Linked DNA regions of Mus musculus: region 2 is linked to region 1. A link is a loop called in an ENCODE intact Hi-C map of the cell type or tissue named here. Cell type or tissue: left cerebral cortex. All regions are shown on one strand. Each heading gives the region's core, and the rest is flanking DNA. Links, peaks and the distances in the headings are about the cores only. Region 1 holds the start of Sall4 (spalt like transcription factor 4). Region 2 has its middle 39 kb from the start of Gm25214.

Region 1 (5,341 bases), core at 1-5,000:
CCACTTAAAACTGTAGCCGATGTTTGCTTAGGCAGTAAAAAACTACCTCGTCCATACCACCGTCGGCAAATAATGGGACGGAGTATTTGCCAAGGAGAAAGAGGACCCTGTTAGGAACAATTGCTGGCTATGCTTAAATTAACCTGAAGGGAAGGAAGGCAAAGTCCACAGGGATAACTCCAGCAAGCGTGGCTTCCATCCCCCACCCCGAATTTTAGGAATGTTATCTCTTCAGCATCTAGTTATCCAGTAAGTAGGAAGAATGCAGTAAAGCCAGCAGGGGTCTTTCGATTCAATCTCACCCAGATGAATAGAAAATGCGCTTACTATTGTATAGGAAGAAAGCTAATCAGCCAGGAGGCAGAAGACACTCAAAACAGCTAAAAACAGAAACAAAAAAAAAAAATTGAAATCTGTGTATCTTGATAAAAGCCTGGTGCCTTGGGCTTATCTGTTACTGGTCCTGTATTAAAGAAAGACAATGAACAGTTTACCTAAAGCACACAGTATCCTAGACCCTGCCCTACCTCCAGGATAAATCCTTACCAAAAAACAAAAGGGATTATATATTACAGATCCAGCTGTAGGAGCTTTATTTTTAAAACCAGTTTCAAACAGCAAGCCTTAAAATCTACATAGAGAGGTCAAATTTGACTTGAAATTAAGTTTCTACTTAATCAAGAATTGCAGAAATCAAAAAACAATCACGGATTAAACTTCAGGGGCCTGTGGAAAAGGTTTTGAAAGGGTAAGACGCTGGCCACAGCTAATGAATGAATGACCCCAGATAGATCAGCCCTCCCGTCCTCTGAATGCTCACTCACAGGGTGGCAGCACACGCAATCAATAATTCAAGTTTTTAAGGGTAGGAGGGTCAGAAGACGCTTTATATAAAATATGCCTTACATAAGAGTAAGGGATACTTGCCTCAACTGAACGAGCTTGCCAACCCCAAGAGAGATCAGAGGTCTCTCCCTGGGATGAAACAAGGCTGTCTAGAGCCTGCACCAACCAAGGCTTTAACCTGTGTGTGTTAGCTGTGTTTGTTAAAAAAGTAGAGATTAGAGTGATTACGGTAACCTCCCAAATTCATCTCCTATTTGGTTTGGCTTTTTTTTTTTTTTCTTTTTCAAAATCACGTAACCCCAAGAAAGAAACCCAAATGACGTTAGCTCTTGAGTTGCTTGCTGGGAAGTCTCATCACCCACAGTTTCTAAAAGGCAATTTGAAAAATCAAATGGGCACTGGATTTAGCGGCACATTCCTCCAATCTCAGCTTCAGAGGCAAAGACAAGAGCGTGACAAGGCTGGGACAGGTTAGAAAGCTGTCATGGTTACTACACAGACAGACTGGGGGGGGGGGTGTCACCAAACCAAAGCAGCTTCAAGCACCATGGCTAGGCTGTCCCTTACTAATGAGTACATCCCCCTTGCTCTAGAACCAACAACAAACACCCCATGGATTCAAGAAGGCTAAAGTCAAGTGGGAGGGGAACCACTGGGCGACCCTTGCCACCCGGGAGCCTTTATTCAAGGGAGCGAAATACCAAAACTACTTCAGGTTGTGAGAATTAACGGTGAGGTCCTTCGAGGTCCCAGGCTGGAGCCTGCCACATAGCAGGTTCCAGTGAAAACTGTCATTCCGTGGATGAAATTACCTCAACATGCAAGGAGTCTATAGAAAACTTTTTCACTGCCACTGTACACAAGGACCCAAAAAGCTGGGTGAATAAGTGGGGGTACACTAGTCCACCTAGGCAAGGTTACACCCAGAATGCAACGCCGAGCTTCCTCGTACTGAATCCTGCCAAAATTCTTTTCCCCAAATTCTCATTTGACATTTTACATCCAAAAGGAGGAGATTCAAAAATAACCATGCCTCAGCTCCCCCAAAACGGCTCCCGGTCCCCTACTTAAACTGAAATCCCCTTAATCCCCATCACCAATGACAAAGTATCGTTTACTGGCAGTGGAGAACCTCCGAGGGTTAGGGAGCACATTTTACATGCAATTAAATGAATAAAAAAGAAGCCCCCTCCCCCTTTTGGGGGAAGACTGAATTAGCTTGAAACCTTAACTAAGCCAGGCACAGGCAGGTCGATGAAGGATGGCGAGGAGCGCTAAATTACTAAAAACCTGGGAATCGTAATAGCTGAAGGTTGTAATCCAGTTTAGCACAAAGGGCATTTGGAACCCTTTTGAGAAAATGCTAATTTTCCTTTAAGTACTGTAAGCCCCTTCTCCTTGACCACCTGCGGATTTTTTGATCTGCTAATTATTGCCCGGATTTCATTTGCCTTGCTCAAAAAAAAAAAAAAAAAAACCTGCATTCTCCTACAGACCGACCAAGAGGGATCCAAAAGCTTCCAAAAGATTTATCTAAACTAAGGGTGATCCCAAAATGCAGGCATTAAAGAAATTTTAAAACAAAAACAAAAAACCTCTTCCCAAAACCACAATCGAGGTCCCCCTACAAACACATTTTAAGAACTCTTGGAGAAGATTCCCAAACACTGATGTTGATGCAGAAGATGGGGACCCCACAGAGATCACGCGTGTGCGGGTCTCCGGCCTAGCTAACCTCACTCACCAGGTGTGTGTCGCAGTCCGCACATGGCCGGTCTCCAGAGGGCGCCCGCACGCCAGAGGCCGGGCTCCGACCGCGAGTGATCCGCAGAAAACTCGCTTCCCAAGGCTGGGTGGCAGCGCGCGCCCAGCGGCCTCAGGGTGCAGCCAGGTTAACTACGACTCCAGCCAGCGGAGATTTCGGAAGCCCTTCTATAGCAAGCCACCTCTCCATGCCGCCCACCCCCAGAGTCCCCACCACCAGCTAAATAGGAGAAAAAAACAAAACAAAAAACACTAGTATGCGCTCACCCCAAATGGAGGGGGAAGGGAGGTCATCGCAGGACCAGGGGAGGGGTCAGGGCCGAGAGCTCGCCCCTCCTCTCCAGAGGAAGCAGGCGGGCTGAGGGTTAACCCTTTTGTTCCAGGTGGACCAAGCGACCCAGCCTCTCCATGATCTGCACCCCCACCCCTAGCTCCCCGGGCCAAGGCACAAAGAGTCCATCCCAGCTGCCCGGCCCTATGATGTGGGATGCTCCAACGCCCCAAAACTCACATCCGCCCCCTCGAACAAGCAATGACCTTCCAGTTGCCCTGGGGGGCAGGGGGGGGGGATACAATGAGGTAGAAGGTCACTGAACTTTGATAAACTCGTTAAGTTTGGGAAAAGTAGGATCCCACTCCGGGGAAAACAGGAGCGCCCAAGCAGAGCGCGCAGAGTCCGCACACCGCCCACCATCCGCGGAGAGCTGGAATCGAGCGGGAGGCCCAGGGGGACTCCCTCCTCCCAACGTTCCCGGTTTCTTCGGCGACAGCACGGCGGGCAGGGACGAGGGGCTCGCCCGCAGCTCCCGGCCGCGCTGAGGTCCTGAACTCCGTGGAGGCTCAGGCCGGGTCAGCCGCAACCCGACCTCTCCCCTTTCACCTCCCGGGCGTGTGCTGAGCAGTGCCGCCCGGGGGATCCGTGCAAAAAAATAAATAAAGGAGCGGGGGTGCGCCCCAGAGGGGGTGACCATGCACCCGCTGCCCGGGCCCCGGCCCGCACCCTCCCGCTGGCCGCGGTTATTTTTAGATAGTCGGAAATCAAAGATGGCTGGAGGTCAGGCCCCGAAAGGTTAGGGCGAGGACCGGCAGCAGGCGCCGTAGCCCCCGGGAAAGGCGGAAAGAAAAAAAAAGGTAAACAAAATATCTAAAATTACAAAAAAATAAAAGTTCCCTTCCTCCGAAAGGGAACTAAGCCCAACAGCCTCCCCCGCCCTCTGCGCTGTGCGGGTGGCCCGTACCCCGGCCTGGGGGTGGGGAGAGGTCGCGCCCCCTCCCCCCACTCGGCCTGGGAGGGGCGCGTGCAACAGATCGCCCTCCTCGGGGGGTCCCCCAGAGGTGCGCCCCTCCCCCAGGGGCCCCCAAGAGGGTAGTAGAGAGGGTGGGGAGACTTGGGGGTCTCTTTCTTTTAAAAGCGGCGCCACTAGAGAGGGGGTGAAGGAAGCCCAAGTTACCGGCGTAGGTGGGTGCTTATGTATCCAAAGGAGGGAAACCAATTATGGGACTGTGGACGAGGAGAGAGAAGTTGGAGGGAGAGGCAGAATGTGGAATCAACTTTACAATAAGAGGGAGAAAACTAGGGGGATTTGCAAAGGGGTGGGCGGGTTGAGGCTCCCTCCGAGGTGGGGGATTGAGGCTCCCTCCCTCCGCATCTCTCCTTTCCTGGAACAGAGTCCGGAATCCCCATTCCAGAATCGGCTCCCGGAACCCGCGCCCTCGAGGGACGCGCGGCAGTGCTAGGAGCGCCCTCCCGGGACGCACGGACAGTCGGGCGCACGGACGTGGCCGCAGCCGCACTCACCGGGTTCCTCCGCCGCCAGCGCCTCGGCGAGGTCGGGGCTCGGTAGCTGCTGAGGCTGCTCGCCCTGGCCCTCCTCCCAGTTGATGTGCTGGGGCTTCGCCTGCTTGCGCCTCGACATGGTGCGCGCATTGGGGCGCCGGGAAGAGCCCTGGTGACTTGCCCCCTCTCCGCCACCAATTCCTGGAGTTGGGAAATTTTAGCCCCCTTCGGCCGAAACGCGCATGTCCCAGTAATTATTATTATCAATAATGCATTGCGATTTATCATGAGCTCTGACAGCTGATTGGCCTGGGTCCAAGACCTCAGAGATCATTTAAATAAGCCCTCATTGATCAGGGAGGGGAGAGGCATGCTGGGCCTTGTAGTCCGGCCCTACATGTGACAAAGGCGTGTTCATCTAGGAAGCATAGCTAATTAGCATCCGGGCTCAGATTGGCCGAGGCGTGGATCGACTTGGAGGTGGGGGGAATCATCCTTGCGGCCACTATCCGAATTCTGAGACGGAAAAAGGAAAATTGGTTTATTGAAAATCAGGGCTGGACATGAAAGTTCTAGAACCGATGTATCTCGGTTACGCGCTCCACAAAATTATTGTAGTAATTGGCGTAGTTGATAACTACCAGCTGAGAAAGGTCTTTCCGCTCACAGAAAAATAAGTCGGTTCAACTTTTCCCTCTAAAATCAAACCTGAACAAGAGACTCGAGTCCCTTTTCAATTTTCTTTTTACGGAAATGTTAAAACTGCGTTTTGAAGTGGCCGGTGGTACCTTCTGTCCATCCCACCTCCCCATCTTACCTAATTTCAAGCTCTTCCGAACCCACCAGGGTTTGCATCCTTAAAATGCTGAGTAATACTCGCGGGATTCATATTCACGAGCCAGGATTTGTTGTAAACTTCCTGGATTTTCGGAAGCACTTCTAAACCACTGTCTG
Region 2 (5,368 bases), core at 217-5,216, 78 kb after region 1:
TCCCCCGCCCCCCAACATTCCAGGTGTGAAAAGCTTGGCGGGTGTAGGGAGCAGGGCAGGGAGGGGCCAGTAAGGCACACGCCGAGTCCCATCGGCCACCTTCATTTCTCCTCTTTAAAACAGATTTTGGATTTTTCTAAAATGCACATTTGAGAGGGCTTGTTGTCACCCACACAGCAAATCCCGAGAATACAGCTACGGTTTGTAAACACAGGTGCGGCCCAGGGTTTAAAATGCTTATTGCAGGACGGGAAGGGCTTGCCCCTCCCCCACAGATCCCAGGACCTTGCACCCATGAGGGACTCCAGCCGGAGAGGTGGCTTTTATTTCCTTCCTTCTGTGGCTCCTTCCCAAATTTGTATAAAGTGGCCACTCACATAGCAACGAAATGTTCCAAATGGGACTGGAAACTGATATTTGGGACTCCCAGTATTGATATAAAACTTTCATATCGCCCCAACCGTATTACCTGGAGGAGATTCCTTCTTTGCCGCATATATTAATGTATATTATATGTTTTTATATATTAATATATAATGTATATATTTCTTTTTCTTAACAATAAGTGACATGGGCTGGCCAGATGGCTCAGTGGGTAAATGTTCCTGTTGCCAAGGCTGATGTCTCCAGTTCGATTCCAGAAACCCACTCAAAGTGGAAGAAGAGAACTTACTTCCAAAAGCTGTCCCCTGACCTCCGAGTGTGCATGCACGCACGAATGCACACAGTCTCTCTAAATAAACGCATATATTAAAAAAAATAGAATTTTAAATGCAGCAATTCTTAATCGCAAGTGGGGGCTTACAAGGGTAAACAGCTCGCAGCAGGGGCTCAGAAACAGCTGTGGAAGATTGCTTGCATCTTCACAGCCAAGCTGAGGCTTTCCAGGAAGGCTGAGATTAAACCCCTTGATAGGGAAAGATCAGATAAGTCCAAACAAAGACCATTTATATAATTGCCATCGGTCACCAGCTAAGTTAGCATTTTAAGGTGGGGAAGAAGGAAAGAAAAAAAAGAAAGAAAGAAAGAAAGAAAGAAAGAAAAAGAAATACCCCAAGCCAGGGCCATCAGTTAGTGACCTCAATCTGTAATAACGGGGTCCTGACAAAGGCAGACTTGGGAGGGGAACGCAGAAGCCTACGAAATCGGAAGGTCGGAATGGAATTGTTTGTTTTTCCAAATTGTCGAGTAAAGTTACAAGAAGCCACCTGGGTAAAGCCACAGCCTGAATCTGAATCCGCAGATAAAGCATACAGGGGCTGCAGGGTGTCGCCAGTAGATTGGAGACTGGAAGGAGGAATTTACTTGTGGGGAGGGAAGGAGACCAAAGGACATTAGAGGATCAAACCTAGCTAGGAGGGACACGCTGGGTGCTAGGCGTGAAGACGCCTGCCTTCTCACCCTACAAGGGCTTTTCAGGAAAGGGCGTTGGCCAGCCTGCTCCATCCTAGCCTTGAATATTTTTTTGCTCCCTTTTTGTTTGTTTATTTTCTGCTTCAAGGTTACATCAGCATAGTCTTTGTCCCAAGGGCTCACGACTGTGATATTTGCAATTCTAGACTTTTTTTTCATTCTGTTTAGATTCCGGAAGGACGACTCACAGTTTTTGTTTTTTTACATTGTCATATTTATTGCACTCTAAACGAGGGAAGCCTTCCCAGGGGCCCTCAGACTCTCCGGGGATGGGGTGGGGGAGGGTAGAGTTCTCCCCGGGAACTTTTCCTATTCGAATCTTTTTTCTTCCTAAGTCTCATCCATGGGTTTTTGAAAACCTGAACACGCTCCCTAACAATCGTCCAATAAAGTGGATCCCGTATCATCCCGCACTGTGTGAGAGTCACCCAGTGAGTGCACAAAGTGGAAACTGGCTTCAGATTTTCTGACTCAAGCTCCAAAATACGAGATTTTAGACCAGTCGGGAAAGTATCTCAACAGCCAGGAAAAAAAAAAAAACAAAAAACAAAAAACAAAACAAACAAACAAAAAATCAAAACCGAGTACACGGAAGTATTGGGGATTAAAAAATAACAAGAATCCCTGATACACTGAAGGCGGCTTCCGATCCGACCAGCATCCGGGTCATACTACCCGTGAACAGCGCCTCCCCAGAGTTCAGCATCTGGCTCTTACACCTAAGTCCAGCTCTCTCTAGCTATGAAAATTGGGTCAGGCAGTGAGGGTCAAAGGCTCGGAGGGTAAAGACTCTTCCCGCTAAGCTTCATCACCTGACCTGGATCCCCGGGACCCGCATGGTGGAAAGAGAGAACCATGCCTTGCAAGTTGTCCGCTGAGGACACTGGTGAGGACCTGACTCACGTGTGCTCCAATGCACAAAGTGACTGTGGTTGGAGACAGACGTTTTAAGGAGAAAACTAAGGTTAAACCAATTATTTGATGGCTCCCAGAGCTCTAATTTGGGTCCCATCACCCCTCTTGGGCAGCGTACATTGCCCTCTTCTGGCATCCTCTGGCATTACATGCATGCGTGTGGAGTACATACATACACATATAAATAAAAATACAAAAATGTAAAACAGTTGCTTTTCTCACCACGGTCATGAAAATGCCTGACAGAAGCAATGGAGGGAGGAAGAGAGGGAGGGAGGGAGAGAGGGAGGGAGGGAGGGAGGGAGGGAGGGAGGGAGGGAGGGAGGATACATTTTGACTCATGGTTTCAGAGTGCATCGTGGTGGGGTGAGGGGTGAAAGAGTCTCGCTTGGTGGCAGCCGACCGGAGCAGCTGCTTGCTTGTCCACTTGGCAGCAGGCAGGACACCGGAACACTTAGGATCAGAACAGAGGGTGTGCTTCATTTTTAAAGAGCCACCCCTAGTGACCTGTTTCCATCACTTTAACCCTCCAAAATCACACCACTTGTCGGGGACTGAGTGATCAGAGCGTGTGCCTGTGGGGAGATACCTAGATTCAAAGTACAGCCCTGAGGTCAGAAGGCTGGGCTCTAAGCGACACACTGTTGCCTTTATCTGTCATTACTTCATTATTGATTTAGTTTTTAGGTTATCACACAGAGTAATGAGGTGCTTGTTTGTTTGTTTTTGTGGTGCCTTTAAAAGACAAAAAGGTGGTGGTGGCGGGGTGAGGATGGAGGGATGGCCCAGTGGTGAAGAGCATTTGCTGCGCTTACAGGGGACCCGAGTTTGGGTCCCAGAATCCATGTTGGACAATTCATAACAACATGTAACCCCTGCTCCAGGGGGACTCCATGGGCTCCAACTTGGCCTCAGTAGGCGTCTAGCTCAAGAACGCGCACTCGCGCCCGGGATCTTTCCCTGTAAGGGGATAGAGTTACACCATGCATGTTCTCTAGGCTAGTTCTCAGATGCAGGTACCAACTGTGGACAAAATTTGCACCCGATGCCACTGTTTTCTTCCCTTAGCAAGAACCCAAGGGTCGGGCTGGAGAGACGGCTAAGATCACTGGCTGCTCTTCCAGAGGTCCTGAGTTCAATTCCCAGCAACCACATGGTGGCTCACAACCATCTGTAATGGGATCCGATGCCCTCTACTGGTGTGTCTGAAGACAGCTACAGTGAACTCATACACACAAAATAAATAATTCGAAGAAGAGGAGGAGGAGGAGAGGAAGAAGGAGGAGGAGGAGGAGGAGGAGGAGGAGGAGGAGAAGGAGAAGAAGAAGAAGAAGAAGAAGAAGAAGAAGAAGAAGAAGAAGAAGAAGAAGAAGCAGCAGCCACCGCCAAAGGTCACCAAAAGGTGGCATCAGGAGATCACCAATTACCAAAGAGAAACCAGCCCTACCCTTTCCTGGGTCCCTGCTGGGTCCCCAAAGTCACAGCATGACTGCAGCAGCCTGAGCTCACAGTCATGGAACTGGCACCTTATAACCTCTTTGGTTAAAAAAAAAAAAAAGCATCAACAGCTCTCAGACCCACAGCCACCTAGGAGCCAGATGGACGCCAGATACCTCTGCCTTCATTTTGTGCTGAAGGCACTGAGATAAGTTAATGTCCTAACACCGCAGGCCCTTAGATTCCAGGAAGAGCTGAACCTAGAAGAACAATCCACTCCCCCTTAAAGGAGGATAATTACCTAAGAGGGTGAGGCCACACCCTGGTCAAACTGCCTGACTTATCCCCTCAAGTGCAGGACAGAGGACCAGATCTCAGGATAAGGATAGTGATGATGGAGAGCAGCCCCTGCCCCCCAAAATCTTTGCTAGGGTACCCTTGCTCAATCTTGCATTGAAGTCTGAAGGTCATCCAGTTCCCTGAGGATGGACTCAGGGGTCTCCGGATTGCTTTGCCTTTATGCAGTTTGGTGGCACTGAGTGCATCTCCTCTCCTCTCTCTGCCTCTCACCAGGACTTGCTCCTTGGAGTGTTAGGGACAGGTGGCCAACCCTTGCCTGTTGGGGCTGCTGGCACCCAGGCTCGCACCTTAAAGACACTCCTAGCACCCTCGAGATTATGTCCAAAGCAGTAGGAGGAAATCTGGATTGAACACCCATCTTCTTGGCGGAGGGGGGAGGAACCCCCCCCAGGAAGTCATATTTTTAAGGTGCATTTATTTTATGTTTATGAATGTTTCGTTTGCGTGCATGAATGGGTACCAGGAACATTCCTGATGTCCTCGGAGTTTAAAAGAAGGCATGGAATTCCCTGGAACTGGGGCCATTGATGGTTGAGAGACACTATGTGGGTGCTGGACATTGAACTGGGTCCTCTGCAGAAGCAGAGTGCTCCAGGGGCTGCAGAGATGGCTCAGCGGGTAAGAGCACTGACTGCTCTTCCGAAGGCCCTGAGTTCGAATCCCAGCAACCACAAGGTGGCTCACAATCATCCATAATGAGATCTGACATCCTCTTCTGGCCTGTCTGAAGGCAGCTACAGTGCACTTATGTGTAATACTAAATAAATCTTTGGGCTGGAGTGAGCGGGGCTGACCGAAGAGAGCAGAGGTCCTAAAAGTTCAATTTCCAACAACCACATGAAGGCTCACAACCATCTGTACAGCTACATTGTACTCACATACATAAAATAAATAAATAAATAAATAAATAAATAAATCTTTAAAAAAAAAAAAAAAAAAGAGTGCTCCAAACTTCCAGGTCATCTCTCCTGCCCGGAAAGTTTCTTCCTCTTCTATTCTTGTGGTCACAACTGGGTGACAAACTTGCTTCTGGAACGATCTCTGGTTCTAGGCTCTTATCAAGAGAAGTGACTTGTGGGGACAGGAACACTGGCCACAGCCACATTTCATGAGTACTTCCCCGGTGAAGCAGAGCCGTTTCCGGCAACTTCCAAGTCTCTGGACCCGCTGCCGCATGGGCTGCTTGTTCACATTCCAGACCTGAAATGACCAGTTTGATGCCAGGGTGATAAAGGGGGGTGCT

The links. Hi-C counts contacts between places; a loop is a spot of excess contacts. Peaks named below come from ENCODE experiments on the same cell type or tissue, not always from the same donor. Only the 100,000 strongest peaks of a DNase experiment are listed, where the experiment ranks them.
Region 2: a loop joins it to region 1, with 2.1 times the contacts of the local background. A loop is called at or near these places in 8 of 42 quality-filtered maps.

The regions. Positions count from the first base shown.
Region 1 is chr2:168,762,504-168,767,844 of GRCm38, forward strand. Sall4 (spalt like transcription factor 4) reads right to left here and starts at 4,698. Exons shown (of 4, transcript NM_175303.4): 1 at 4,409-4,698. The coding sequence starts at 4,526. It overlaps Gm14261 (predicted gene 14261), which reads left to right and starts at 3,640. Exons shown (of 2, transcript NR_166178.1): 1 at 3,640-3,741; 2 at 4,279-5,341. In left cerebral cortex, for the core only: CTCF peaks have their summits at 2,627 (motif pointing right) and 4,650; DNase peaks (open chromatin) are centred at 2,642 and 4,843; H3K4me3 peaks cover 913 bases.
Region 2 is chr2:168,840,212-168,845,579 of GRCm38, forward strand. No RefSeq gene overlaps it. Among named protein-coding and RNA genes, the nearest start is that of Gm25214, 39 kb to the right of the region's middle. In left cerebral cortex, for the core only: a CTCF peak has its summit at 2,451 (motif pointing left); a DNase peak (open chromatin) is centred at 319.